Regions from separate parts of the Homo sapiens genome. Here regions 1 and 2 are each linked to region 3. Evidence: chromatin loops called from intact Hi-C (ENCODE). Cell type or tissue: PC-9. All regions are shown on one strand. Links, peaks and the distances in the headings refer to the core of each region. The heading gives the core; the rest is flanking DNA.

Evidence for each region. A loop is a pair of places that touch in the nucleus more often than their neighbours do. Peaks named below come from ENCODE experiments on the same cell type or tissue, not always from the same donor. Only the 100,000 strongest peaks of a DNase experiment are listed, where the experiment ranks them.
Region 1: it touches region 3 in a loop (4-fold over the local background); 4 of 110 quality-filtered maps call a loop at or near these places.
Region 2: it touches region 3 in a loop (6-fold over the local background); 2 of 110 quality-filtered maps call a loop at or near these places.

What each region holds. Positions count from the first base shown.
Region 1 is chr9:88,473,029-88,483,454 of GRCh38, reverse strand. It overlaps SPIN1 (spindlin 1), which reads right to left. Exons shown (of 6, transcript NM_006717.3): 6 at 4,761-8,377. The coding sequence ends at 8,178. Among named protein-coding and RNA genes, the nearest start is that of NXNL2, 57 kb to the left of the region's middle. In PC-9, for the core only: no CTCF peak of the experiment used is centred there; a DNase peak (open chromatin) is centred at 5,914; H3K27ac peaks cover 467 bases.
Region 2 is chr9:88,524,343-88,534,768 of GRCh38, reverse strand. LOC105376134 (a long non-coding RNA gene) reads left to right here and starts at 229. Exons shown (of 2, transcript XR_007061653.1): 1 at 229-755; 2 at 6,005-6,809. In PC-9, for the core only: no CTCF peak of the experiment used is centred there; a DNase peak (open chromatin) is centred at 4,508; H3K27ac peaks cover 1,180 bases.
Region 3 is chr9:88,167,591-88,178,016 of GRCh38, reverse strand. No RefSeq gene overlaps it. Among named protein-coding and RNA genes, the nearest start is that of SPATA31C2, 34 kb to the right of the region's middle. In PC-9, for the core only: CTCF peaks have their summits at 4,217 and 4,421 (motif pointing left); a DNase peak (open chromatin) is centred at 4,436.

The DNA of each region.
Region 1 (10,426 bases), core at 1,121-9,120, 310 kb before region 3:
TATATTTAGTAGAGACGGGGTTTCACCATGTTGGCCAGGCTGGTCTCAAACTCCTGACCTCAGTAATCCGCCCGCCTGGGACTCCCAAAGTGCTGGGATTACAGGTGTGAGCCACCGCACCAGGCCGGAATGTCCAAAAATTCAAGGTGAATTTTAACATCTGGAAATTTCTCCCTTTAGAAACACAATCAACTTTTTAAACTTTTCCAAAGACCAACTATTTCAGGTTATATTTGAAAGAAAAAGACTGATTAAATACATCACGTATCTAAGGCCTAAAGGTAGAAACAAATACAATGATGGTTACTTTTCTGTAGTATTCAACAGATAAACTTTACTGGGCACAACTGTCCGTTTTAAAAGAATGCAGCTTAACTCTCTGCAGGAATACATTCTGAAAGCAGACCTGCTGTTTAAGTCACTACTCATCTAGCCATGAGCTTAGACTGCAAACTCCAGCACCATGTTTCACAAATGAACTAAGAAGACAATTTAGTGTTCATGAACACTAAGACAATGCAAAAGCAAACTTAAAACACAGATTTCTCCCTTCGAACTGGGCGCAGTGGCTCATGCCCACTGCACTTTGGGAGGCCAAGGCAGGTGGATCACCTGAGGTCAGGAATTTGAGACCAGCCTGGCCAACATGGTGAAACCCTGTTTCTATTAAAAATACAAAAATTAGCCGGGTGTGATGGCAAGCACTTGTAATCCCAGCTACTCGAGAGGCTGAAGCAGGAAAATAGCTTGAACCGAGGAGGTGGAGACTGCAGTGAGCCGAGATCACACCACTGCACTCCAGCATGGGTGACAGAGCGAGACTCCATCTCAAGAAAAAACAAACACACACAGATGTGTCACTTTATTCATAAAAGTTAGATGTATAGTCTTCTCAATCACAATAAAGTAGAAAATGTGAAACTTAACACTGCTTATTACAATTTTTATATACGCTGGAAGATGCTAGTGTTGTTAAAAAAATGTAACAACTAAAATCTTCCTAAAAACGAACATTATATAACAAGCAAAATCGACTGTGTGGAACTGAAAGCGTAATCTCAAACATCAAAAATAAAGCCAGCCGGGCATGGTTACTCACACCTGTAATCCCAGCACTTTGGGAGGCTGAGGCGGGAGGAACACTTGAGTCCAGAAGTTTAGGATGAGTCTGAGAAACACAGTGAGACGCCTTCTATGGAAAAAAAAAGAAAGAAAGAAAGAAAGAAAAAAACAAAGCAAAACATTGTAAGGCCTTAAGTGACACCCAATGATGACAGGCCGGCAGAACAGCGGCAAGCCCTGTGCCAGGCATAGGCCTGCACTGTGCTTACTTGTCTTTGACACACTGCTCTCCCCTACAGGACTGCTCTGAAAATGACCAGTTTTGTCCTTAGTAGCATCCATCAGATTTAGATTAAATTAAGAATCTAGTGGCTACTTTAATCTAGTGGTTAAAGCTACTTTACCATAGTTATTACAGAAAAACTGGAAGTAACATTTTGTTAAAACCAGGTCCCCAATAAATAAAACAAAGAGTAAACACACTACAGGATAAAGACTGACTTTAGGAAAAAGACCTACTGCTGATGTCATTTCTCTAACAGTCATCAGACTTTTCTATGAGAAGACCAGAGGCTCACACTTGTATACACGGTGTGCAGGTGCAGGGAAGACCAAGGAAAGCAGCTATCCAATTTTTTACAAAGCCACAGAAAGACAAGTTCGAGGAAAAAGCTTTAGAGTTATTTTCACGATCTGTATCTGAAGACAATTCACAATGCTGCCACTCAACCCTGGGTTGTTAACAACTGTTACTTATGTTAACATCAAGGTTTTTTTTTTTTTTTTTTTTTTTTTTTTGAGACAGAGTCTTGTACAGACTCTGTCGTCCAGGCTGGAGTGCAGTGGCACGATGTCAACTCATTGCAACCTCTGCCTCCGGGGTTCAAGCTATTCTTCTGCCTCAGCCTCCTGAGTAGCTGGGATCACAGGCGTGCGCCACCATACCCGGCTAATTTTTTTGTATTTTTAGTAGAGATGGGGTTTCACAATTTTGGCCAGGCTGGTCTCGAACTCCTGACCTTGTGATCCATCCACCTTGGCCTCCCAAAGTCCTGAGATTACAATAGGCATGAGCCACCGCGCCCAGCCCAACATAAAGGTTTTTAAAAGGCTTTCTGTCCTTTCACATTATAATCTGCTTCAGTAATTCCAACATAGAAACAGACAATTTTAAAGTTATGTATAATCTGCTTACCCTATTAAGGATTTTAGGTAGTTTGTGTGGTATATAAAGCTCTTAACTTTCCCTCCAGAAAGCATACACTGAAAATAATGAGAAAGAGGATGGTAAAAGCAGAGCCAGGAGTAAGCCTCCTCTCTCACTGAACAGTCAACGTAAAAAAACAAATGCACAGCAAGGCCCCGCACTTGTGTGTCACCTCAGAGCTGACAGGGGCCGACGCACCACTTGGTCCAGGGCCCTCACTTGAAAATTAAGCAGAAAGAATGCCAATGTCATGTTTAGGCAAACTTATGTGCCATGACATTATTAAAAAACCGTCTGCTACTTGGTTTACCAAAACTAATCATAAGGGCAGACGAAGACTCTAGGAATGGCTGGAGAAGTAACTTAAAGACTCAATGAATTCTCTCAACTCCACATGCTGCCTAAAACTTACCAGTATATGACACAGAACAAACTCATTACTATAAAAATTAAACATAAGATTGTAGGTTATGAGCAAAAGAAATCTAGGCTTTTTAAGTCTCCTGTATGGTTAAAAAAATTAGGTTTATGAAGATATTACTTTCATGATATATTCAAAGTGTCTTTAAAATATAGTTATCTGGCTGGGTGCCGTGACTCACGCCTATAATCTCAGCACTTTGGGAGGCTGAGAAGGGTGGATGGCTTGAGCCCAGGAGTTCGAGACCAGCCTTGGCAACATGGTTGAAACCCTGTCTCTACCAAAAATACAAAAATTAGCCAGTCTCATAACCCAGTCTCAAAATAAATAAGCAAATGAATAGATTTAAAAGTTAAAATAAAGTATCTATATTCTTGTGATGAAAAGTTATTAAAATTTCTTCAGCATACTTTCTCTCCAAAAAAGACATCATTATTTTTATTTTTTTAGTTATGGAAAAAAAATTTTTTTAAGTTCCGGGATACATGTGCAGAATGTGCAGGTTTGTTACATAAGTATATGCGTGCCATCGTGGAGACATCATTTATTTTTTAAGCACAAAAATAATTTTGGGTTATAATTCTTAGCATACAGAGACACAGATGCCTACATTCTAATGACTAATATAAAACCTTTTATTTGGCAATTTGGAAATAAACACTTTTTAGATATTAACTTATGAAATAAGGTTACAGAAAATTATTCATAGAAAATATTACACTATAGATAGATTACTCAAATCACTCCAATGAAGTAATTTAATTGAGGTGTTCATAAAGCAGCTCAGAGTCTGGGCACAAAATAGAGATCCGAGTCTTCATTCCCCTATAATCCTGCGTGAGATACTCAATCTCTGCCTCTTCCTCAAAAGACCATTAAGAACTAAACAAAATAGTGTGGAAAGTGCTTGGCAAGGTACTTATTAAGCATTTATGAATGCTTTATTAGTACCAAATGCTTTTGTCATCACAGAGTTTAATTGTACCAAGAGAAAAAACAAAAATTCTCCAACAGAGTGATGACTGCTTTAAATAGGAGAGTTGATTCATTAGTTTACAAATACTAGTTATCAAGTTTCAAACTTCAGACTAAACTTGCATTGTTATACTTTTGGGGCAATATTTACAGAGCTGTACCCATGACAGATAACACAGACAACGAATAATCTACCTTCAGCAAGGAAGGTCAGAAAACCCAGACTCAAGAGAGGCACCTGTGCTTCCCAATGGCTCATTTCCTCCTTGAACTGCAGCCTTCTTCCACCTAAGCCGGAGTAGACCCTGCCTTCAGTCCACCTCAGTAACCTCCATGGACTTGGAGCACAGGCACTGCACTGACACAAACCTAGAAGCCCAGCGTCCCAAAGCCCAAGTTTGCATTCATCCCTCACCAAGTATCAACCATTCTCCCAAAGGCAGGTAAATATCCCAGACTTAAGCATGAGATCCTTAGGCCAAAATGAACTGGGAAACATTAAAAAAAAAAATCTTATTAAAGCATGCCATAAATTCCACTTTTTACCTCACTGATTAAAATAATCAAGAAAGATAAAACATACATAGGTGTTAATATTAGGTTGGTGAAAAAGTAATTGCATTTTTTGCCATAAAAGCAGTGGCAAAACTGCTATTACTTTGCACCAGCCTATATTACTTTCATTTTTTTGTATCCTAGCATTGAGAAATAGTGATTTTTCACTATAGAATCCCATTGTTTATTATTTATGAGTAAAAGCATTATAAGAAATATTCAAAGCAAGAATACTTGTGAAAAGTATAAAATACCCATTATTTAATTATATTTAAAAGAATTTTTTTAAGTTTAAGATCTTGTAAGTTAAACTTTCTCAATGTCAAATTGCAAACTTCAATATTTAATATATGTGTGATATTGATGACTGCCTCCTCTTCTTTCAGGTATTATTGAATGTTATCAAATAAAAATTCTATTTCTTTCTATGCATATCTGACATTTACATGTGGTGAAAAGGTTACTTGGCCCAAAAAACTTTTCAGAATCAAGTTTAACACATCACATGTTGCTCATCAGCACAAACTTTACAGTCAGGAGTTGCACATAAAGGGTTTATTTTAAATGTTTTAAGGATAAGATAGAGTTACATCATAATTATAAAAATTACTTACAGAATTAACAGATTTATATTGTGTATACTTCTAAATGCAGAGAACAGGGAACTGTCTACACATTGTATAAAATAAAATTAAAATTAAAAATGAATTCAAGCTTGAAAGATGAGGTCATTTACCTAATTTTAAAATGTGAACACGAAGACCTCTGACCTATACACATTCATTCCAACTGCACTAATGATGGAAAAACACAAAGAGCGCAGCATTTCCAAGGAACCACAGACATTTCAACCATAATTATTTTGTTATAATAATTGTTCTGTTTTGTCTTTGGAGAACTTTCATTTTGTTAAGACAATCAGCTTAAGAGTGTTTTCAGGCACTACAATTTGTAACAATCGGAACAGTCTTCTAATGGGTCTACAGTGTTCAGAGATTGAAGCCCAATGCACTTCGTGGTTTGGCACATAAAACAATAAAAGAAATGAAATCTGGTTTAGAAGTAACTGTGATTTTTTTTTAAGAAAACACAGTCCCTTCAAATGCTGCATGACATTTACAACTGGAAAATCACCTTCTGTTGGCACTACATTTGCTTCACCAGTGCATTTTTATCCTAAAACCACTAAAACGGCACAGTAAGCAAATATACAGGAAACTGAAAACAAATAAAAATAAAGAAAACAAAAAAACCTAAATATCTTTAACATGCAATTTTAGTCAGTTACATTGAACATTCTACTTAGAATAGAGCATGCAAAAAAGGATGGTCTGCTTTTAAGATTTTTCTCTGAAGTTTTACGTGGCAGCCTGACATCACACACGCACGCACACACAATACAATAATACTAGAGCAGGTAAATGAGAAAGGCCGATAAATTTTATACATAGATTCATGTCTTGTATTGTCACAAGTCCCATGATACTTTTGGAAATTAATGTTGAATTCCTGGAACAAGGAACCAACATTCAGATACCAGAAAAATGCAAGCAATGCATGCAGATCTGACACATGAGCCTAAAATGAAGCCCAAGATACAAGGGCTTGGGAGCAGAATTAGTCATAGCGTCATTACATGTGGTGTAAGTCACCAAAAGAAAGACAGAATGGGGGAAAATGGGGAGAAAAAAAAACAAACCTTCCCTTTCCCTCAGCCCTAAAGGCAATAAATGAACAATGATTAAACTCATCGTCATCATCACCATCATCATGTTGCATTCATCTAGAAACTGGGAGACCATGTGGTATAAAAAAAGTCATTAAAGTTGCTTGCAGAAAAACCACAATGCAAGTCATTAAGTAATGCTAGAAATGTCTCAATTGACCCAACCCTCAAGATACTTCAAAATGTACTTTATTTTTCCACGCAAAGTTACCGAGCCAAGTTCTGCACAGTTGGTGCATGCTGGACACACTTGCAAACTCTTGCGCTGTAATGTCAGTCTGGACTCTGGGAGCCAGGCTCAGCTTTGAGATTTACATGCAGGGACTCTTAAGAGTCAACAGGAAAACACATAACAGATCTGTAGAATGACACCTGTTCACATACGAGAAGCACCTATGACTTGGGTATCACACTGCTTTCAGAAGCTTGTCCCTGGCTGCCCACAGTGAAGCACGAGGGACAGAGCGACTGCAGCTGTGGACAGAAAACTGAGGTACTGTGTTTACATGGTGAGTGGTCGTTACCATCCAACAGCACAAGGCACAAAAAATGGGCATCAAGCAAACCATGCATAACGAGGCCTGGAAACCATCAAGAACAGCCACAAAAGAGGTCACTCAGACCTCTGATTCAAACTTCTGGTGTTTGAGTGACAAGCATGCACGTTTAGGCTCTGCCCAAATATCAGGGAGGATTTCCAATCTCCACAAGAGACTGGTTTCACATATGGCCTTTCTCCTGGCTGTCAAACCACCAGGGTTCCTCCAAAACAAAATGAGAGCAGCTGTTTTGCTGATCAACCAATCACACTAGCAGTTCTATTTCAGTTTAAAACAACCTTGCAGGAATAAACCACATAAAGACTCCGTGGCTAAGGGCTGCTATTACTTACACCTACCAAGCGAACACAAACGGCTGGCTCTTCTATGGTAACGCTTCACTGGCATGCAAACCCCAAGGGGCCACTGAATGGAATGAATCCACATGAACAGCATACCTGGAGCAGGAACATGCACCCCACAAGAGGTGTCAGGAGACTAAGCTGCTGTTTGTCTAGACATTCTTTGTGAGGAAAAGCCAGGGGTAGGCAGGAAGGGGTGGGTTGAAAGTCTCTGACCATAATCATACATTAGCAATAATAGTAATAAAACTTTAAAAGTCCCAGAGAGCTTGTTAGAAGGCAACAATGCCACTCAAAACTTATACTTCCAATATAAAAGCATTGTATTCTTCCAGAAACTTAACCAAAAACACACAAACCAGTGATGGATTGTTGCCTTTTAAATCCATGTACTGAAATCCAGATTACTGACTTGTACACAATGGACCATATGTGCTGTCCAAAATACACCTACATTACACTGTGTGGAACAAGAACCTGGGCTTTGCAAAAAAGAATTTATGATTAAAATGTAACCCCCCCCCAAAAAAAAATGAAGCTTAGAATTAAAGGTAGCCTTTTACCCAGATTGTTCACCAGATTGTAAAATTCTAATATGGGTCATTAACTGTTCACAAATAATTCATATTTGGACTTATGGTTTAAGGGCTCCAGATTGAAAAGGTGCTCTGAACTTCTGATTTTTTTTTTTTAAACAAGCTGAATGTTCCCATATGGTTCCTGTGCCCAAAGTTTACTTTTAAATAAAGAGCAGTGATATCATATCCATGACTGACTTGGGTAAAGCACTCCTGTTAAACTCAAGAAAATTATGTCACCCCCATCCTAATCCACAAAGACTGCCAGTGGGGTGTGTGTGGTGTGTGGTGTGTGTGTGTACACTTGTATCTGTGTGTATATATTATATATGTATACACACATATAGATATAGGTAGATACAGATACATACATCTCAAAAAAGGCAATAACGAAAACATCAAACTATGCTTGCATTGTGGCGGCAGAATAAGAGAGTTAGGGTGAGGGGGAAAATGGTTAAGATCTATTACAATTTTAAATGACTATGATACTAGCTTAACTTTTACCAAACTTGCCTGTAACTCCCCTCGAAATAGACAGACTTCTTTTAAAAGAAAGGGGTTCTCCTTACACAAAATGCTTTGTGTTCACATCAATCTGTACTATTCAGAACAAAACCAGTTCTGCTGGCAGAGATTGTGGGTTCGCAGGGACATTTAAGCTTTCATTAAACTGGAAAGCAATCAAGTCTTTATGTCTACAAATAATACATTTCATAGTTCCACAAATTTGGCAGAGTTTGTGATGACATCTAGGATGTTTTCACCAAATCGTAGACATAAATATGGAAATCATCATCAAACTTGATGAAATAGACGGAGGGCTTGGCTTCTACTTGATGAATGACCATGCCAGTCCTTTTCGAGCCATCTTCTTTGGCATATTCCACTTGTTTGCCTACCAGGCTGTCCACAACTTCTCCTGGTTCCCTTTCTGCTGGAGGTGAATCATCTATATTAAAAAAAAAAAAAAAAAAAAAAAGAGAGAGAGAGAAAATTTCTAAGTCAATTTTTAGATATAAATCAACTCACATATTTATTTTCATAACTTAAAAAAAATTTTAATAGCCTGAATTCATGATTATCTAGACCAGGAGTCAGCAAACGTTTTCGTAAAAGACAAGACAGTAAATATTTCAGGCTTAGGGTCATATGGTCTCTGTCCCAACTGCTGAACTCTGCCACTGTAGCACAAAAGCAGCCACTGATGATATGTATATAAACAGATGTGGCTGTGTTCCAATAATAAAACTTTTTTTCATAGTTTGCCGACCTCCATCTAGATATATGAACAATTTTGAAAATCATAACCAAAAATTTCTTTGGCCCATGTTTAATCTGTAGCTGCACTTAAATGAAAATAAGTTTGAGTGGCTTTGAAATATAATTTGAAAGCAGACAATTCCTACAGGGATTACTGAGAATATGGCACACATTTAAAATGCCTAAGTACCATTGGTTTTACTCTGTGAATCCTTAAAGCTTCTTCCCCCTCAACTTCACTGCATTTCACATCATCTTCCTAACTCAGTTCCAAAATTTAAGCTTTCCATGCTTTAAAAATTGGTGCTGAATGAACTTCAGCCCAGGACAACTACAAGGGAATCTCTGAGGATGGCACAGGCATCTGTACTGTTTAAAAGGTCCCCAAGATTAATGTACTGCCTCTAGCCTCTAAGAAAACACACAGAAACAGCAAACCATCACCACCAACAACAAAAAAACAAAGTAAAAGAAAAAAAAGAGAGGGGGTTTGCTAGGCAATTATAATTCTATTTTAAGAAACTCTGCATGGGTTCTGAAAAACTCGAAGCTCTTTTCCTCGTAGTAGCAGGTGGCCTTCAGGTAGGGCAACCAGAGGATCCAGCTACATAAGACAGTCCATGTTATCCTGGCACAATTGGTAGTAATGTCATTTTACTCTCACAGGTATCCTGGTGTAGACCATATAATGTACATGTATTAATAGTAGTCTGCCTCTTCGGTTACAATAAATTCTCTCACTGAATGACAATCCAAAAACTGCTACTGTGATCTCTGGTACTAAGAGTCACAAGAAATAAAAATAAAACATCTGAGCATAATCAATTCTTTTAAAAGAAATAAAGAAATATAAGCTGAACTCTTTTCTTTAAAAATTCTCTTCCCTTAAGCAGTATCATCATACTGCCATATTTTTGTGGCACGTTTACAAAAGAATTACAAATACACAATCGCACGTGAATTTTATAGTAACTCAGCTAACCAAGGGAGTCATGTAGAGGCCTGTTTTACCATCAGAGCGGGTACGCGACCAGGACCCTTTCAGAAATCATTAGATCAGAGCATCACCACTGTTTCTAAAGGTAATAAGCTTCCATAGCGCGTGCACACACACACACACACAAGTTTGGAGAATTAAAGGAGAGGGAAGATCAAAAAATGGCTAGGAAAAGCGATGCAGAATTGCAGACGCCCTTGCATTTCCTATGATTAGGTTAACAGGACTTGCTCTATTTATCTATAAAAAAATGTTCAAGTCACCTCATACAGGTTGGAGAAATGCTTTTTAAAGAAATGTTCTCATGACAAATTCCTGAGTATGTAAGTTGCATTACCCCTTTATAACAAATGTACACAATTTTTTTTTTCTTTTTGAGACGGAGTCTTGCTCTTCTCGCCCAGGCTGGAGTGCAGTGGTGCAATCTCGACTCGCTGCAACTTCTGCCTCCCGGGTTCAAGTGATTCTTCTGCTTCAGCCTCCCGAGTAGCTGGGACTACAGGCGCCCTCCACCACACTTGGCTAATTTTTTTATTTTTAGTAGAGACGGGGTTTCACCATATTGACCAGGCTGACCTCGAACTCCTGACCTCAGGTGATCCGCCCGCCTCGGCCTCCCAAAGTGCTGGGATTACAGGCGTGAGCCACCATGCCCAGCCCAAAAATTTTAAAAATATGTATTGAAGAAGTAGAAATTCAAGGCCAGATGAGGAAATTAGTATGTTAACTAACTTATTCATA
Region 2 (10,426 bases), core at 1,275-9,274, 360 kb before region 3:
GCCCACATCCCCGCACTCTTCTCCAACTGCGCCTCGCCCACATTCCACAGTTTCCCCTCACTGCGCCCCGCGCACACTCCCGCTCCCTCCCCCACTGCGCCCCGCCCACACTCCCGCGCCCTCCCCCTCACTGCGGCCCGCCGACATCCCGCGCCCCCGCCCCCATCCCGACTGCGCCCCGCCCACCTCCCGCGCCCTCTCCCACTGGTTGTCCAGCCCACATCCTGCACTCCCTCCACTGCGCCCCGCTCACACTCCCGCACCCTCCCCACACTGCGCCCTGCCCACACTCCTGCACTCTCTCCCCACTACGCCCCCTACCACATCCCGCGCCCCCGCCCCCATCCCCACTGCGCCCCGCCCACACTCCCGCGCCCTCGCGCCCCTGGGCTCTCCCGTCGTGGGCACTCTCCCCAGCGCTTCTACACTTTCTCCCGACGCAGCGCCCTGCCCTCCGTCCCGCCCCACCTATTGCCTCCTGCGCTTCCCCCACACCGTGCTCTTCCTCCTCCTTCACTTCCTCCCACTCCTCGCGCTCCCCTTCAGCGCCCCACGCAGCCCCTCCCCCAAAACCCCGCGTCGCTCTCCTTCCCTCCTGGCCTCTCTTCCAGTCTCGCGCTCCCTGCCGGGCCCCGCCGCAGGTGTCCCGCAGCCGTCTCCCCAGGGCATTTGAATCTTGCCTTGGAGCTCTTGCCGCGCGGCCCAGCACCCTGGAAGAGGCATCAGGGAGGATGGGACGACGAGGAAGGGGAAGGGTAATTGGGCTTGGAGCGGGCTTGGGCGGGGTGGTAGGGAACCTGAGCTCCGTTGGTTCAGGGTGTTTGCCCCTGACATCCTGTGGCCTGGCTGGGAGGGTTCGTGAAGTTCAGGAAGAAATTGGGAGCAGTCCTTACAGAATGTTTTATTTGAAGAACCAAGAGTATTAATTTTTTGGCGAGCACTGTTGTAGGCCCTGGGAATTCAGCAGTGAGAAAAATAATTTCAACTCCCTGCCAGACCCGGGCTAGAAGGAGGCAAGCGAGCGAGGCACTCGCATAGGGGCAAAATTTAAGGGCGCGACAAAAAAACTCAGTAGTCAAGGTAAATAATGTTTTAATACAATATCTTAAAAAGTCAAAATGAATGCAAAAAAAGTTTATAATGAACAAAATATCAAAAACTTAAAGACAGTGAATGAAACCAAAATATGCCATCCTAAAATATGCCGCTTTGGTATATTGATTATTTTGAGCGAGAGGCACTTGAAAAATAGCAAATGCAGAGAGACGTTCTCCCCTTACCTGTCTAAAGACGGAACCTCCAAAAGAAACTGATTGTCGTAAATTCCCTCCCGGGAGGATGGACTCTTATCACAGCAGAAGTCCACACCACACCTAGACAAACTTTGTCACAAACTCATAAAGACTTATGCATCTTTCCTAAAAATCAGTTACTCTCCCCTAAGTGGCCTACACCAGCTTCCAGTTCCCCAATTTTAGAAGCTCTCAAAGCTCACTGGTTTGGGGGGTTTTCACCTAGTTTCCTGCAATGCCCCCATGCAGGTGATATTAAAGATTAATAAATGTGTATTCCCGTTCCCCCCGTTCATCTGCCCGTTGGCAGTTAATTTCATAGAGCCAGCTATGGAACTGGGGAGGACAGAGAGAAGGTCTTTGCTCTCCTAAGACAAGATGGATCCCCCACTGACTTTGGACTCCCGTCACGTTCACCGACCCCTGAGTCCTGCTCCTGTGCCTGCCTGGAGCTTATGTTCTAACGGGCACAAACAATAAATAAGGAAGATATTTTGCAGGTGCTATGCCAAAAGAAGAGCCATGAGGAGGGGCGCAGGTTTTTGTTTTGTTTTATTTTGGTTTGGTTTGGTTGGTTGGTTGAGATGGAGTCTCGCTCTTGTTGCCCAGGCTGGAGTGCAATGGCGTGATCTCGGCTCACTGCAACCTCCGCCTCCCGGGTTCAAGCAATTCTCCCGCCTCAGCCTCCTGAGTAGCTGGGATTACTGGCGCGTGCCACCACGCCCAGCTAATTTTTGTATTTTTAGTAGAGACGGGGTTTCATCATGTTAGCCAGGCTGGTCTCAAACTCCTGACTTCAGGTGATCTACCCACCTCTGCCTCCCAAAGTGCTGGAATTACAGGCTTGAGCCACCGAGGGGCGCAGTTTTAATCTAGCGGTGAGAGGAGTCAGGGAAGGTGAAATTTGCGCTTCCTGAGGACCCGCCTGCCGGCCCGGGCTCCCCCAGTCTCGCCGTTAAATGAACGGAAATTGGCGGACGCCGTTGCCTGCAGGCACAGCCCGTCGGCTCGGTTGCGTAAATGTACTTAGCAGCCAAAGCTCAGTGGAAACCCTGCGGGAGGATTGATTGGCGCTCTTAGGTGAAGCAGGCTGTCAAGAGCCCCGATTCACTGTCCTCTGGGGAAAATGGATAGACAAATCGGAGGAAAAAATTGAGAGGAACTGTGAGCAGTATAAATCTTGCATGAGGAGGCCCCTGACTTACGTTAAAACTCAGAGGTAAGAGGAATGAAATGCAGCTAAGCTCTCAAAATCATCCAGACTATTTTGTTTTGTCATCTTATCCTTGAACACACAATGAGCCAAAGTAGACAGCATTCCTAATTAGTTGACGGTGCCACCCTCCCGAGAAAATTAACGGTCATTCGCATTAATACTGCCTGCCCTGGGGAACTCACCCAACCTCCATCCAGGAATGGATCGCACTTCCTGCTGCCGATGTCGGGGGCAGGGCGGCTTCCTAGGCATGCAGACCCTCAGAGGCACAGGGCCCTGCACTCACTTGGGGCTCAGTGTTCTGCGGTTGCAGTCTTTGTTGTTTTGTTTTTTGTTTAGAAACTGAATCTCACTCTCTTACCCAGGCTGGAGTGCAGTAGTGGGATCATAGCTCACTGCAGCTTCCAACTCCTGGGCTCCAGGGATCCTCCCGCCTCAGCCTCCTGAGTAGCTAGGACTATAGCCACATGCCACTATGCAAGGCTAATTGTTTTTATTATTATTATTATTATTTTTTAGAGATGGGGTCTCCCTCTGTTGCCCAGCCTGGTGATTTTTTTTTTTTTTTTGGATGGAGTCTCGCTCTGTGGCCCAGGCTGGAGTGCAATGGCGTGATCTCAGCTCACTGCAACCTCCACCTCCCAGGTTCAAGTGATTCTTCTGCCTCAGCCTCCCGTGTAGCTGGGACTACAGGTGCACGCCACCACGCCTGGCTAATTTTTTTATTTTTAGTAGAGACGGGGTTTCACCATATTGACCAAGCTGGTCCCTAACTCCTGACCTCGTGATCCGCCCGCCTCAGCCTCCCAAAGTGCTGGGATTACAGGCGTGAGCCACCGCACCCAGCCAAAATTCTTAATTTATCTTTGAATTTGTGTGGTATATGAGAGGTCTTGGACAGTGGCACATATGTGAGTGTTTGGACCCTAGCTCATGTGTGCTCCCACCTGCCACTGCCTCCCTACCTCCCCAAGACAGGTTCTTCTTCTTATTATTATTATTTTGAGACTGAGTCCCACTCTGTCACCCAGGCTAGAGTGCAGTGCTGTGATCTCAGCTCACTGCAACCTCCGCTTCCTGGCTTCAAGCAATTCTCCCTGCCTCAGCGTCCCGAGTAGGTGGGATTACAGACACCTGCCACCACGCCCAACTAATTTTTGTATTTTTAGTAGACACGGTTTCACCATGTTGGCCAGGCTGGACTTGAACTCCTGACCTCAGGTAATCCGCCTGCCTTGGCCTCTCAAAGTGCTGGGATTACAAGAGTGAGCCACTGTGCCCAGCCCAAGATAGGTTCTTGACTGCTCAATCCTCTCCTCCTTTTGGTGTCCTGGGCCACACCTGGACTCCCCATCTCCACCTCCACCCAGGAACCGCTAGTGTCCTCTGTGGTCACTGGGGGCCCAGGTGGTGGGGGGAAGACTGACGTCCGATGCCTTTGCCCCACAAGGTCTCAGGGTAGGTACGGCATAGGAATAGCTGGTGGCCTGCAGGGCCCCCAGACAAGGGTGAAAGTTGACATTCACCCTGTGCCCAAGAAAGTATGACATTCAATGGCAAATAAAAGACCATGCTAGAAAGAGAAAAGCTTTTGCATATTAGTGCCTTTGCTGGCACTTTCCTTTCCTGCTTGTTGAACAAGGGGCACTGCATTTCCATTGCTGGGGAGAGCAGCCCACTCAGTGTTAATGGAAAAACCAAACTCTGTAAACTATTTGAAAGAGGTTTATTCTGAGCTAGTATGAGTGACAACAGCCCAGGGAAAGACATAAACTGAAAAAGCCTTGAGTCAGTGGTCTCAGGGCAGTTAGATCGCAACTCTGTTTTACACATTTCAGGGAAGCAGAAGTTATGAAAAAGTCATAAATCAATACATGAAGATTAGACATTGATTTGGCCCAGAAAGGCAGAATATGTTAAAGTGGGGGCTTCCTGGTCATAGGTCACTCCAGAGTCTTCAATTTGCAATTGGTTAAAAGAGTAAAACTTTGTCTAAAAATTTTGAATCAGCAGAAAGGAATGTTTTCAGTTAAGGAAGTCTGTTAACCAAACCACTGGGTCAGAGTGACCCATGGGGTGTGTGACTTAATCCTTGCCTGACATGGACTTAGGTCCTATTTATCATTTGCTACCTTATTGTCACAAAGAGTCTGTTTTGTTAGTCTTATGATCTGTATTTTAACATTTATGCTGGTCAGTTCTGCCTAAACTCCAAAAGGGAGGGCATGTAACAAGGCATGAGTCCAACCTCCCTTCCCATTGTGGCCAGGAATTTCGTTTTTAACTTTTTTCTGGGATCCTCTTGGCCAACAGGGGGTCTGTTCAATGAGTAGAGGGTTAGGATTTTATATTTAGTTTACATCAGGGACCTGGGTGAAGCGAGTAAGCCCTCCAGGGAGGTGTGATCATGGGGGAACAGAGTCAGCCACCCCCATCCCAGATTCTCCTTGGACTGCCTGCTCTGAGCGGCTGTGTGTAGACAGCAAGGAAGAGGGGTCTTCGTCAGATGCGTGCACCAGAGACTCCAGAACAGCTCAGCCTGGCTCACTCAGTAAAGGGCATTCTCAAGGGTCATTGCTGACTCTTCCGGGGCAGCCAGTCTTCAAATGGACTTTCCCAAACCCCTTCCTATTGCAGAAAGCTTGTGTCATTTGCCTCCAAATGCTGTCCCCCTGACCTCTCCCTGGGGAGGGAGTGGGCTGCAGGTGCCACAGGATGCAGCATGAAGCCCTGCATTCTCCCACCGCTGCTGGAGCCAAGTTCTCCTTCATGTTTCTCTCTGCACAACACACACAGGAACACTCACAAATGCAGTCCTGGAAACAGGATTAGGTGGCCCCTACTTTCCTAGCTGGGATATGCAAAGCCACTTTCATACCAAACTTCCTTCCAGGGCATCTAAAGGTGACATGAGTGTGGGCATCTGTAAGCAGCTTTACTTGCCTTGGACAACCACAGGGAAACTGGGCAGTGAGTCCCACTCCAGATGCTGGCCGGAGAGACCCCAGTGAAGGCACCCTCAGGCCTGCCCTCCCTCCCTGAGCCCCTCTCCCCTCCCCGCTGCCCCTGATTTAAGGGTAGTCCTTTCTGCATTTCCTCCCGAGAGCACGATAATAACTCACTGCTTGACCAACTTCAGACAGACTCCTCCGGCACTTTTTTCAGCTAGGCCTCATCCTTGGACCCCGTGCTCAGCCTGCCTGAGCCAGTCTTAGCAAAGAATCCTGTTAAGTCCTCTTCTGCCTTTAGTATCCAATCATCCTGGCCTGCCTGCAGCAGGTGTCCTGTTAAGTTAGTTTAGCAAGATACCCCCCTACCGTCAAGGTCCCCTCTGTTTTCCATCTGCCAACCCCCCACCTCCACCCTGTTCCTGGGCTGTAAATCCCCACTTGTCCTTGTGTTGGGAATTGTGCTCGGCGCTTTCCTTTTGCAGTAGTGCTCAACAGAGTCTGTCTTTTTGCCTTGGATAGTGTTCAGTTCTATTTCTCATTAACAGTTATGAAGGGCTGTGACACCTTGCTTGGCTTCTAGTCTTGACATAGACTAAAAGGCAGAAGGTTTCCAGAGCTCACGCTGGATGGCTGGGCAGATGAGGTCTTCAGAGACTCTCCAGGGAGGTACGGCTCTGCCTTTCTACTCAGTATGCAAGCTCCCCAGACTTCTGAAGAGGGATGTTTCTCCTTAGAGAAAGTCTCCCTGAATGTGGGTATTTCATAAGTTCTTGGACCAGTTCTGCTCTTCTCAGTCCTGCTTTTTGTCAACATACATTGAATCACTTCTCCCTGGCAAAAGAGCAGCATGTGAAGAAAATGTGATCCTTGGTGGTTTGACATGAAATTGACTTTTTCTTCTAGCAACACTTATGAATATTCAAATACAATTATGGAAAAGATTTTTTGCACTGATCAGCATAACAAACAAATTAGACATCCCAGTGTGCAAATATAACTTTCTGAATTTCCTAGTTTTAAATATTCCAGTGGCCAGGATACCCTATCCAGAGGAAGCAGGACCGTCTCAGCTGACCAGGGCCCTTGCCTGCTAATAGCATCATGCATACCTTGTTTCTTCATGAGGCTGCTTGCCCGAGTTCCAATCCACCAGGAATTCATCTTGTATCATAGCTGATGGATCCCGTGTCTCGTTTCTAAGTTGGAGCATCACTTTGCAGCTCCCAACCAGGGCCAGCCACAAAATTTGAAAGGCCCAGTGCAAAATAAAAATGCAGAGCCCCTTGTTCAAAAAGCAGGAAAAGAATGGGCCAGCAAAGGAACTAAAATAAACGAAAGCTTTTCCCTTTCTTCCATGGTCTCTCTTTTGACCTATCATGGTGTTTTTATTTGCTACTGAATATCATGCTTTCTTGGGACAGGGTGAGTGTCAACTGTCACACTTGCCCAGGGGCCCTGCCGAGTGACTTGGTGGGTACACAGTCCACCAGCTGCTTGCATGGCCACGCCCACCCTGAGATGCCACGGGTAGTGTAGTAAAAGCATCTGATGTCAACCCCACACCCCTCCACACATACACACTCAGGTTCCCGCAGACCATGGAGGGCACCAGCGGTTGCTGGGTGAGGGTGGGGATGGGGAGGCCATGTGGGGCCCAGGACACCAAAGGGAGGGAGACGAGCAGTCAATAATGTGCCTGGGAGAGGTGGCGGACCAGCAGCAGATGGGAGCACACATGAGGCAGGCTCCAAGTGCTCACGTATGCTCCACTGTCCAATGAGGCCTCACTTACACCACACAAATTCAAAGATAAAATAAAGTTTTTTTTGTTTTGTTTTGTTTTGTTTTGTTTTGGAGACAAGAGTCTCACTCTGTCACCCAGGCTAGAGTGCAGTGGCGCAATCTTGGCTCACTGCAACTTCCACCTTCCAGGTTCAAGTGATTCTCCTGCCTCAGCCTCCCAAACAGCTGGGGCTACAGGTGTCCACCACCACACCTGGCTAATTTTTTGTATTTTTAGTAGAGATGGGGTTTCTCCATGCTGGCCAGGCTGGTCTCAAACTCCTGACCTCAAGTGATCCGCCCCCCTCGGCCTCCTAAAGTGCTGGGATTAGAGGCATGAGCCACCGTGCCCAGCCTGATAAAATAATTAAGAATGTCAAGACAGCAATCACAGAGCACTAAACCCCAAGTGCAGGGCCCTGTGCCTCTGAGGGGCTGCATGGCCACGAAGCCACCCTGCTCCAGCATTGGCAGCAGGAAATACAATCCATTCCTGGATGGAGGTTGGGTTAGTTCCTCAGGGCTGCTGTAACAAAGACAACCTGGGTGGCTCCAAACAACAGAAATGGGCTATCTCATAGTTCCAGAGGCCAGAAGTCTGACATCAGCGTGGTGCAGGGCCGTGCTCCCTCTGAAACCTTAGGAAGTCCTTGCTTGCCTCTTCCTGGCTTCTGGTGGCTGCAGCAATCTTTGGAGTTCCTTGGCTTGTGGCTGTGTCACTCCAATCCTAGGTCTTCACCGGTCTCCTTTTTATAAGAACACAGTCACATTGGGTCAGCGGCCCACCCTGCTCCAATGTGACCTAACTTTAACTATTACATCTGCAAGGATCCTGTTTCCAAATAAGGTCACATTTTGAGGTCCTGAGAGTTAGGACTTCAGAATGGCTCATCTTTGTGGGGGATGCACAACCCATAATAGAGGTGTGGAGGAAGGAGAGTTTCTTCAAGGGGCAGGACTGGGAAAGACTTTGTAAGGAGGCTGGTCCTTGAAAGAGGTGGCAGGAGCGGGGCCACAGCAGGTTGGGAGAGGGAAGAGTGAGCTTCTCAGTTGGGCCACCATGAGGGTGGCTGTCACTGGGTGCAGACAGCCGACCCCACTGTCAAGTTCTAGGGCTGGGCACACTGTTGCCCAGGAAGCAGGAGCTGGTCAAACCCCTATGGGGGTTTCCTAGGAGATAAACCCCACGGCCCAGGTAGGGCACGACAGAACAGACTGTATGGGGACAAGAGGTTCAATTGGCAGGACTCTTGGTAACACAAGGAAGGGTGGAAATGCAGAGGGAACAAGCCATGACTGTCTGCTCTGCAAACATAACTTGTCACATTAAAATCACCCACTCTCTGCCTGGGCGCGGTGGCTCATGCCTATAATCCCAGCACTTTGGGAGGCCAAGGCAGGTGGATCACAAGGTCAGGAGATTGAGACCATCCTGGCCAACATGGTGAAACCTCGTCTCTACTAAAAATACAAAAATTAGCTGGGCATGGTGGTGTGCACCTGCAATCCCAGCTACTTGGGAGGCTGAGGCAGAAGAATCGCTTGAACCCGGGAGGCAGAGGTTGCAGTGAGCCAAGATTGCACTACTGCATTCTAGCCTGGTGACAGAGCAAGACTCCATCGCAAAAAAAAAAAAAAAGAGGCACCTGAAAGATGCTTCGCTATGACATAGAACACATTTCTATAGCTTGTATTTTTGAAAACATGTTTACCAGATGCCCAGGGCTTTTGTTTTTGGTGTTCTGTTTTGTTCTGCTTTTCCAGCATTTTTCCAGCAGCATCCTACAGATATTTCCAACAGTCACCGTCACTTCATCACACTCCCCAAAACTAACCACGCCAGCTACTCCTAATGATGACAGCAGCAAGCCCCCTAGCCCGAAGGCCTTTTCATTTCAGAACAAAACCCTTGATATAGACACCATTCAGTTATCTGTTAAGCCTGACCAGAGAACTACCATCGCCAAGTCAGAAAATCACAAAAACCCTATAGTCCTAACCCACGGTTGAAAATTCAGTCCAGGTGCAGCGGCTCATGCCCAAATCTCAGCAATTTGTTAGATCAAGGCAGGAGGATCACTTAAGCCCAGGAGTTCGAGACCAGCCTGGGCAACATAGCAAGACCGCCCCATCTCTACAAAAACAAAAAAGAAGAAAATTCAGTCTTTAACGTAGCATGCATCTGTACGTAAGTGTGTGTGTGGTGGTGTGTATATGAGTGTTGTGTGTGTATGTACATGTGCATAAGGGTTATATGAGTGTATATATATGCATGTGTGTCCCAGCTTCCAAACCCCATGAATGGCCCCTCTAGGACTCGGGGCTAGGTCTTGCCCGCTCGTGGAAGCCTCCTTTGCTCCTCCCTCACTCTGCAGTCGCAGCCTGGCACAGTCATGGGCTCAGTCCATGAGAGGCTTCTCTCCCCCTGTAACAGGGAAGAGGTCACTCAGTGGGAATGGCCAGGGTGGTGGCTTGCAGAGTGCAGGGCAGGGCCCCACCCTTGGGTTATGCCTATTTCGTTTCTAGAGCCAAACCTGCTCTTGGACCTTTTTAAAAGAACCTATATACACCGCCCCCCGACCCCCCGCCATCCCCTGTCCCCTCTGAGAAAGACTTTCTGTTGCTTGGAGCCGAAACACCTGACTGCTGACCCAGAGGGGATGTTCATGCCCCAAGTCCTATCACATCCTCATAAAATGTATTATTTCTCCAATTTAAGTCATCTCCAAAGACCTCATTTCATGTGAGGGGAAATTTTTTTTTTTTGAGACGGACTCTCGCTCTGTCGCCCAGGCTGGAGTGCAGTGGCGCGATCTTGGCTCACCGCAAGCTCCGCCTCCTGGGTTCACGCCATTCTCCTCCCTCACCCTTCCGAGTATCTGGGACTACAGGCGCCCACCACCGCGCCCGGCTAATTTTTTGTATTTTTTTTAGTAGAGACGGGGTTTCACCGGGGTCTCAATCTCCTGACCTCGTGATCCACCTGCCTCAGCCTCCTAAAGTGCTGGGATTACAGGCGTGAGCCACTGTGCCCGGCCGAGGGGAAATTTGAAGAAAGAAGGAGCTGTACAAAAATTGTGTCAACAGGAAATAGCTGTTCATGTCAGGGTGAGGTGGGGGACTCCATTGACCCACACAGCTTTTGACTTGGAACTTTTTCCTTTGAATTTGTATCCCCTGAGTAT
Region 3 (10,426 bases), core at 917-8,916:
AAAATAAGAAACCCAGCCTCCGTTGTGCCTGACTTGTTCTCACGGGCATGGCTACGCTCCTCTCAAGAGCACACTTTCGCTTTGCAATGGAAGCTTCTCGCCTTGCGCTTCATTCTGACTCGACTCCCCCCTGAATTCGTTCTTGTGATGCTGTCAAGAACCTGGAAAACCGGCTGGGGCTGGGGTCTCACTGGCATCCAGAGACCTTCCCGAGCCCTCCAGCAACACTCACAGCCTCTTTCTCTCGAGATATAAACAAAATTGCATGATTTTCACCTTAAAAGATAGAGAGCTATCCACCTCAAGTCTTCTTCATAGCCAAATTTCTAAAAATAGTTTCATTTCCCTCCTAACTTCCCTTCTGGCTCAACCCCATTTAAAATCTAGCTTCCACCTTCTTCCCTCTATTGAGACTACTAGAACACAGGACTCCAGTTTTACCCAGAATCATGAGAGTTGTAGACACTTCCCATCCTTCTCCTGCATGCCCTCCCGCTGACTTTTGGCACAGATGCCATCCCCTCCTTCCTTCCTCATTGCTCCATTTCTGTGATTGCTGCTCTTCTCTCCACTGCCACTTCGTTCTCAGTGACTTGAATGTTCAGATTTCTCTCCTTCTCCCAGTCTCTCACATCGTTCTCCTTAAAGGATCTGTGGATTCACCCAGCCCAAATGCCAATGACTGTCAAGTCTCTCTCTAGATAAATCTCTCTTTAGTACTCCAGACCAATCTTCCAAACTGCTGCCTGGGTTTCTACAATAAAAACCCAAACCACGATTTGCATCTTAACTTTATGTGCCCAAAGCAGAAGCTCTGTCTTCTCTTCATCAAACTTATCCTGTGTTTCCTGAGATACCTGGTTTGGGCATTTCCTACCGTGTCACTCAATTTCAAAACCTGGGAGCTGACCCGCTGATCTCAAGATAATCATCCAATCATTTTAACCCTGACTCCTGTAGTGGTGAATTCTGTGTGTCAACTTGATTGGGCCACAGGATGCCCAGATATTTAGCAACACATTGTATTTAATATATAATGGATGTGTCTGTGAAGGTGTTTCTGGAAGACAGCAGCATTTGAATTCGTGGACTGAGAAAAGCAGGTGGCCCTCCCCGATGTGGGTGGGCAGCGTCCAATCTGTTGAAGGCCTAAATAGAACAAAAAAGGTGGAAGAGGGTTGAATTCACTCTGCCTGGCTGTTGAAGCTGGGCCATTGATTTTTTCCTGCCTTCAGTGCTCCAGGTTCTCAGGCCCTCAAACTTAGACTGGAATCTACGAATCTACATCACTGGCTTTCACGCCCTCAGGCCTTTGAAGTACACCATCAACTTTCCTGAGTCTCCAGCTTGCAGGCAGTAGACCATGAGTCTTCTCAGCCTCCATAATCCTGTGAGCCAATTCCTCATAATAAATCTCTACACACACACACACACACACACACACATTCTATTTGTTCTGTTTCTTTGGAGAATTGTAATAATACTCCTAAATATTTCTCAGATTTGTCCTGCCTCTTTCACCATTGCCTTATTTCAGATTCATCTTCTCTCACCTGGATGAATGCAATAATCTTCTAGCTGAGTGGTTCTCAAAATGTGCTTCCTGGACCAGTAGCCGCAGCATCCGCCATGCTAGACCTTCTCACTAGACATCCAATTTAAAAGAATGTCCAAGTTATAAGACTCCAAGAATGTGACAGTTTTCTAAATTGTTTGCTTTATTAGCTAAAAACATGAAAGTGGATAAATCACACAGCTTGTCAAGATCCTGATTCTTTTTTGCATCCCCTTCCTCTGTTCAATTCTGTTCCAAAATTAAAGTGATTCAAAGCACCTGTGTTCATTAGCCACATGTTTTCTTTCTCATTTCCATCTGCATTTCCAAAGCCTTAACTGCTTACTATTTTTAGGAAGATGAAGGCAATAGATCTTTTGTTCTTTTTCTATTAACAAGGATCTGTACGTATCTAACACACAGTTCCCTTTTTTATGACTTTGGAACATCATGAAAGCATTTCATGATATTTCATTAAAAAACAAACCCTGAACAATGGTTTTAAACCCTGGGAAGAACTTAGAATCAAGATTTTTAAAATACAACTGAAAAACATGGTAGGAACAAAGTTAAACTGATGCTTGTAGTGAGAGGTGCCAGGCAGATGGGGCCATTGGCAGTGGGTGGGACCCTCTGCTCCCACAGTGACTGTTCCCACGCAGACAGGTGCAGTTTCCCCTTCAGCCATCAATACCTTTGCTACCATGATTACAGTTGTGTCAACAGGTTCTCAGGCTATTGTTCCCATTTATTTAACTGGGGGAGCTTTGAAAACCCCCGATGTCCAAACCAATGTCCTCAGACCCCTGGGATTGGAGGGAAAGCAGGGGATCAGGATGTTTTAAAGAGCCCTGGTGATTGCAGCGTGTCACTGAGGTTGAGAACCATAAATTAAACTGTTTCTTTCCAGAAAGTACTTACAGATTATGTGATTGATCTCTTGCTGTTCTTCTCCTGCTAATGAATGATTTTTTTCTGACAGAGACAATAGAAATTCAGTTTTTCAAGGAACTGCTTCTTTAGTGACCTACTGCAAAGGCAAAGAGGCAAAATGTCAACAACAACAATAATAATAATATCTAATGTCAGATGGCCATGTATAGGAATCCAATTATTTTCAGAAAAATAAACTATCAAGAAATTGGTTTTATAACCCATAAATGCAGAATTGAAAAGAAGAATCTTAGTTGGGAAAACTGAGATTAGATTAGTTTGATTTTTTAAATTATCAAATGCAAATGTCTCAGCAAAGATTATGTTGACTTTGTGTGTGTGTGTGTGTGTGTTTGTGTGTGTGAGCAAAATGCCTACTTTGTTTTTATCAACTGAACCAGCAAGTAACACTTAAAAGTCTCAGCAGGGGAAGACTTATGAACAATCAATCTTCTGGCTGCTGTGCAGCCAAAGGAGATTATTTGATCATCAATTATTAAGTAAGGAAAGTCAACATAGATGTCTCCAGATTCTAACATGTGCCCTAAACAGTTTCTTAAATAGGCTAGTATGCACCCAGTATGTTTGTTTATATTTATCATGGGTTTATATATATATATCCTTAAAATATTTTAAGTATACCATTACATTATAACACTGTGTTCATTATAACATATGCAAAAATAGAAATTAAAAGGGATAAATTGGAGATGAAATAAGCATTATTTAAAAATGCATTATATCTAATGATATAAAAACTTATTTTACTTTCACTAGAAAACATTATTCTAATACAGTAATGTGATTGGATGTGTATTGTTATTTTTGAAAAATTGAGCTTGAATCTTTTGATACAAATTCTTTTGTGAAGTTCTGGCTCTAGATTCCGTTTATTTTGATGCCTGGTTTCTATCTCCATCACTGTTGCAAAGGCTTCTTTGAAACACAAGAATCCAGACAGAAGCCTGTGGCTGTGCTGCCCTTGCCAGCTGTGCATCCCAGAGTCCAGGTCCACCTGCTGGCTTTGCAGAGATCTGAAGGGAATCAGGCTCATCTTTCCTGATGCAGTTCAGGCGGCCGTGCAAATCGATTAGAAGAGGTTTTACTTTTTATGTTTTATGAAGTGGGTTCTTCATTGGGAAGATTTCAAAACATTAAAAAAACTCTATTCCTCAATTTTTAAGTGTGTTATAAGAAATTTCACAATGACAGAATTTTCTCATCTCTCTTTCAAAAAAGTTCATTTTTTTCTCCTTGTTAGAATCTAAAATTTGCCTTGAAAGAGTAGATTTTTGTCTGTTCTTTTTTCGTTGTTGTTGTTGTTGTTGAGACGGAGTCTCGCTCTGTTGCCCAGACTGGAGTGCAGTGGTGCGATCTCGGCTCACTGCAAACTCTGCCTCCCGGGTTCACGCCATTCTCCTGCCTCAGTCTCCTGAGTAGCTGGGACTACAGGCACCTGCCATCACGCCCGGCTAATTTTCTGTATTTTTAGTAGAGACGGGGTTTCACCGTGTTAGCCAGGATGGTCTCGGTCTCCAGACCTCGTGATCCTCCTGCCTCGGCCTCCCAAAGTGCTGGGATAACAGGCGTGAGCCACCATGCCTGGCCGTCTGTTCATTTTTTGAAAATATATTCCAGGCAACAAATTACTAAGACATTTCTATTTATAGAAAAGTTTAACAACATTAGCACACTTTGGTTGTAATGTTTAAGTTAAAAACTCTGGTTTAAATATTTTATTATGAGATGATCTATAAATTACCATGAATGCCAAAGACTTTCTTGGTTGTTCCCTGTATAATTACGATACTTCTCAATTAAAAGACTTTCAACTTAATAATAACACCTATAAATTCACTTAATTGGATGTGGGCAGAAGTTCATGAGTAATAATTGAGTGTAGGGGGCGCTCTCATTATGGAATTTCTGCTTATTTCTCAGATGCCCCTGCCGCCCCCTTGTGACAAGGGGGCATAAACTCTGAATCCAAATGGTAGGTCTGATGGCTCCCTCCATGGGTTTGGAAATCGCTGGTCTAGACAACCAAGAAGGTGAGCGTTTACCAGGAATTCAGCAACTCTGCTGTTCATCTTTTTTAGTTTTTCATTTTATATTTTTGTCTTTTAAAGTTTTAATCATACAGGTGGTCTTCATTTCTTGCTATGTGTATTTCTACATATTTTTAATTAGGTTGTTATTATCAATGGGAAATTTAAAAAAGTGGTTATTATATGAAATTCTGAGCACCGTTGCTTCTGGATATTGGCCCTACCACTTACCAGCTTTTGACCTGGACAAATTACTAGCTTCTTTGTGCCTCAGTTCCCTCATCTTTACAATGGGGATAACAGTAATGTGTGCCTCTCAGGATTGTTATGAGAATGAAACTAGCTCATGTGTGAGAAACACTCAGCACAATGCCTGGAGAGAGTGAGCTGTCATTATGATGATGATGATTCTCCAGCCATCTCGCTGAGTTCTTTTTTCCTTATGATAAAATTTTGATTCTTTTAGATTTTCCAGGCATATATCATCTAAAAATGATAATTTGCCTCCTTCTGTCCTATATTTATACCTTCTTTATTTTGTCTAATAACAGGCAAAACAATTTAATAATGAGAATACAACTAAGTAATGGAGATAACACACAACCACATATGCCTGATTTTAATGGCATATTTTATCACTAAGTGATACATACACACACACACACACACACGTCTTATTGAATTATTGAAATATTTTTGTTTCTATTATACTTATGGCTTTAATCAAGCATGAGGCTTTGTTTGTTTTTTTGTTTGTTTTGAGACAGAGTCTCACTCTGTTGCCCAGGCTGGAGTGCAGTGGCGTGATCTCGGCTCACTGCAACCACCACCTCCTGGGTTCAAGGGATTCTCCTGCTTCAGCCTCCCGAGTAGCTTGGATTACAGGTATGTGCCACCACATCTGGCTAATTTTTGTATTTCTAGTAGAGACGGGGTTTCGTCATGTTGGCTAGGCTGGTCCTGAACCCCTGACCTCAGGCGATCCACCCTCCTCAGCCTCCCAAAGTGCTAGGATTACAGGGTGAACCACCACGCCCAGCCTAAGCATGAATTTTTATGTGATCATACAGTTTTTTTTAATCGATTTTTAATATGATTAATTATACTGGTTGATTTCCTGATATTACACCATCTTCATGGTGACTGAGATGACCTTAAACTTGTCTGAGGTTTATGATTTTATAATGCACTTAATAAGCTCTATTTATTAATATTAAGGATTTACATTAATATTTACATTAACATTAAAAAGTGAGATTTGTCTCTTGATCATGTTTAATGTTTCCCTTTGCTCCTCCTCATATTTCTGCTAGATTAATATTGTTACTAGGAACTTGATTGGATTCAAGTGTGGTTATTTGGGAGTCCCACCTCACAGATGCTGCTCTCTTCCATCAGAAGACTTTTATTGTCTGGCAATATTGTCTCTCTCTCTTTTTTTTTTTTTTTTTTTTTTGAGACAGGGCCTTGCTCTGTTGCCCAGGCTGGAGTGCACTGGTGCAATCACAGCTCACTGCAGCCTCAAACTCTGAGGCTCAAGTGATCCTCCCACCTCAGCCTCTCTAGTAGCTGAAACTATAGGCGTGCACATCACGGCTGGCTATTTTTTTATTTCCAGTAGAGACAAGGTCTCACTACATTGCTCAGGCTTGTCTCAAACTCCTAGGCTCAAGGAATCCTTTCACTTTGGCCTCCCAAAGTGCTGGGATTACAGGCATGAGCCACCAGGCCCAGCCAGGCTGTCTCTTTTAGTGATGTCAGCAGCCAGTGATGCACAGAGCTTATATCTGTTAATTCAGTAGAAATTGCAAAATAGTGGTATTATAATTGTATCAGCCTTTCTCTTCAATTATCTGAAACACTAACTTTTCCTTATCTACTTCAATTTGTAAAGGAAAGATGAGAAGAGAGCTTGAAAATCTTATTTATTCCCCCATTAGCATCCTCCAGATGTGACCAAGGAGCCAATGTACTTTCTTTATCTTTTTTTCCTTGAGAGGGAAAGGAGTTGGGTGTATTTAATATTATTATGTATTTAGTATTATTATAAACCAATATGTTTAAACATATTTGATGTGCTTCAATCAATTGTGATTATTGAGCATCAAATTGTTCCACCATTTATCAGTGGGAGGTTTTTAGGTTGGCTCCTGAGGCCTTCGGATGCCACTTTACTTCTTTGTTATGTGGTTGGCTAGATGTTTCAGGTCATTTCTGCCCCTGACCAGGAATCAGCCATCTTTCCAAGGAGCCCTTGTTCATTCAAGTGAGCAATGGCCACAGAGACCACAGTCTGGGGCAAGGGCTGCTTCTAGCTTCAGGGTTGGTCAGTGGTTCTCTATTTATCAGCAGACAGAAACAGGACCTAAGTTGAGTTATTTTTGTTTCTTAAGGAAAAAAATACATCATAAATTAATACTTATATTACCAGTTCAAGTTCAGCAGTTCTCCTGTAGCTGGGCACAGTGGCTCATGCCTGTAATCCCAACACTTTGGGAGGCCAAGGCAGGCGGATCACCTGAGGTTAGGAGTTCAACATGGCAGAAATCTCGTCTCTATTAAAAATACAAAAATTAGTGGGGTATGGTGGTGGTCACCTACAGTCCAAGCTGCTGAAGCTGAGGCAGGAGAATCGCTTGAACCCAGCAGGCGGAGGTTGCAGTGAGCCAAGATCGTGCCACTGCACTCCAGCCTGGGCAACAGAGTGAGACTCCATCTCAAAAAAAAAAAAAGTTCTCTTGTAGAGCAGCATATTCACAGGGATGATGCTGATGATGATCACAATTTGCTTTCTTAGGTTATGCTTTTTTTCATAATAGATTCTTTGTTTATCTGTTTCATGCTATGTTTTCTTTGCTTTATACTTTCTATAAAATGTTTGCTCAGTTACATACGTCACCTTACCAAATTTAGCTATTTAAATAGGTAATGTACATACATGCTATAAAATTAAAAATAAAAAAGGGTCCATGTGAAAGGAAAATATTACTACCCCCAGGTCCAGGCCCCTCCGTCCCCTCAAGTAGCAACCTTGGATATAAGTTTCTGCTGCATCCTTCCAGAGATAGTGACAGTGCATTCCAGTATATGAGCGTCTTTCGTTCATAAATTATAGCACTCAATAGAAATGACCTTTTGCTTTCCCTTAAAAGTTGTATCTTTCAAGGTTCAGGGCACAAAGAAAAACTGCTCCAGGCATTTTAAACAGAAAAGGATTTAATGGAGGGATTTAAAAATTGTTAGGCTTCTAAGAACAACTCCTAGAACACAGCCTAAATGACTTCTCAAGAAAGCTTCTACCTCTGCAGAAAAGGAAATAGTATGTAAGTGCTGCCTGTTACTATTTTTATTATTATTGGATAGACAGATAGATGATTAAAAAGATTATATGATAGTAGAGTAACAATAATAGCAATAATAGATAGATGAAGATCAATAGATAGTTTTTCATTGGTGGATCAATAAGTTACTCAAAGTTCCTCTGCTGATGAGTATTATGTTGTGACCCATTTTTGCTCTGATGAATAATGCTGCATTAAGAGCCCCTGTATATTCACCTCTGTGCTCCTGAAAGCATAGATGTTACAAAATTTCTGGGTCTTAAATCACATCCATGTTAATATTTGACAGATATTGCCAAATTGCTCTCCATAGAAACTATAACAAATATTTGAAATTACTTGTTTCTCCATACTTCCACCAACAGTGTGAACAGTTTTTTAAACATTTCAAAATAAAATGGATGAGATGATGGATCTCACTGTGGTTTTCCTTTTCATTTCTCTTTTGGAGGTTATTCTTACATTAAGGAAGTAATACTTTGTCACATGCATTCAGTATTTTCCCGTATTATATTTATCTTTTAAACTTTGTGTTCAGCATTTTTTTAATTTTATGAAAAAGTGTGTCTTATTTTTAGACTTCTAGGCTTTGTATTATAATCAGAAAGTCTTTCTCACTGATATTATAAAATTAAAACACAATCATTTTCCCTGAATGTTCTGTATTTTAATTTTTTACACCTAAATTTTTATCTGGGCTATATTTATATTTTTACAGGAAGGCTTTTGATATTTGTATATGAATTGTATTTCCACCACCCTACTGAAATGTCTTAATTTCTTTACCAGTGTTTTTCTAGTTCATTCCTTTCAGATTCCTTGATATACACTGTGTCTCCAGCACTAAAAGAATATTTGCACCACCTTCTCAATTTCCTTCCATTCGTCCTTCTCTGTTTTCTTCTTTTACCTTCTTCCCTCCCTTCCTTCCTCTGATTTTATCAGCTAGTGTCTCCAGAACAATACTAAATAATGGTGTATATCCTTGTCATATTTCTACCTTATTGGTAACCTTTCAGTACTTCTCCATTAAATATAATATTGGATTTTACATCAATTATAAGGAAAATATTTTTCCATTTTATTAAGAAGTTTTAAGGAATAGATTTCAAAATTTGATCAAATCTTTTTTCAACATCTATGGAGTTGATTATGTTTTTCCAATTTTATCTATAAATATGATTAATTTTATTGATAGATTTTCAGTATTGAGCCATCCTTGTATTCCACTTATGAAAACAATTTATCATGATATAAAATGCGGCTGGATTCGATTTCCTACTATTTTACTTTGAATTTCTGCATTAGTAATTATACTTCAAATTGCTTATGAGATTATTTCTTAGTGCTATCCACTTCAGAATTTGGTGTCAGCATTATGCTGACTACATAAAAATTTTATGTTTCCCTTTCCCCCTGTGCTTTGGAAGCCATTTAAATATCTTTGGTTTACCTCAACCTTAAAGGTCTGTAGACTTCATTTGTAAAACCATCTGTGTTCTTTTCTCCCCATGGGGGTAGTCTTTTGAAACCATTCTCTCATTACTTTTTGATACTCGAATTGTTAATATTTTCTAAATAGTTTCCATTTATTTTTCCTAGAAAATTATCAATTTTATTTACTAGGTATTCTAATATTCTTTTATATATTTTAGCTGATTTTAGGTTTATTAGTTTTTTTGCTTTTTGTTTTGAGATGGAGTCTCATTCTGCTGCCCAGGCTGGAGTGCAGTGGTTTGATCTCTGCTCACTGCAACCTCCACCTTCCAGGTTCAAGTGATTCTCCTGCCTCAGTCTCTGGAGTAGCTGGAATTACAGGCATGCCACCATGCCCAGCTAATTTTTGTATTTTCAGTAGAGATGAGCCATGTTACCCAGGCTCCCCTCAAACTCCTGACCTCCAGTGAACGGCTTGCCTCAGCCTCCCAAAGTGCTGGGATTACAAGCATAGCCACCATGTCCAGCCCCATCTTTTATTTTAGTGTTTCAGTTAGTTTATTTTAGATCTGTCTTTTACATATTACATATACATTAGGTTTTGCTTTGTGATTCCATCTGAGATTTAAAAAATTTTTAAATTGTGGTAAAACATACATAACATAAATTTTACCACTTTAACTTTTTTTTTTTTTTTGAGACAGAGTCTTACTCTGTTGTCCAGGCTGGAATGCAGTGGCACAATCTCGACTCACTGCAACCTCTGCCTCCTGGGTTCAAGCGATTCTCCTGCCTCAGCCTCCTGAGTAGCTGGCATTATAGGCGCCCACCACCATGCCTGGCTAATTTTTTTATTTTTTGATATGTTGGCCAGGCTGGTCTCAAACTCGTGACCTCAGGTGATCCGCCCAACTCGGTCTCCCAAAGTGCTGGAATTACAGGCATGAGCTACCTCGCCCAGCCCCACCTTAACCATTTTTAAGCATACAGTTCAGTAGTGTAAAGTACATTCATCAGTCATCGGAACTCTTTTCATCTTGCGAATCTGAAACTCTGTACCCATTAAACAATAACTCCCCATTCCCTCTTCTCCCAGCCCTTGGCAATCACCA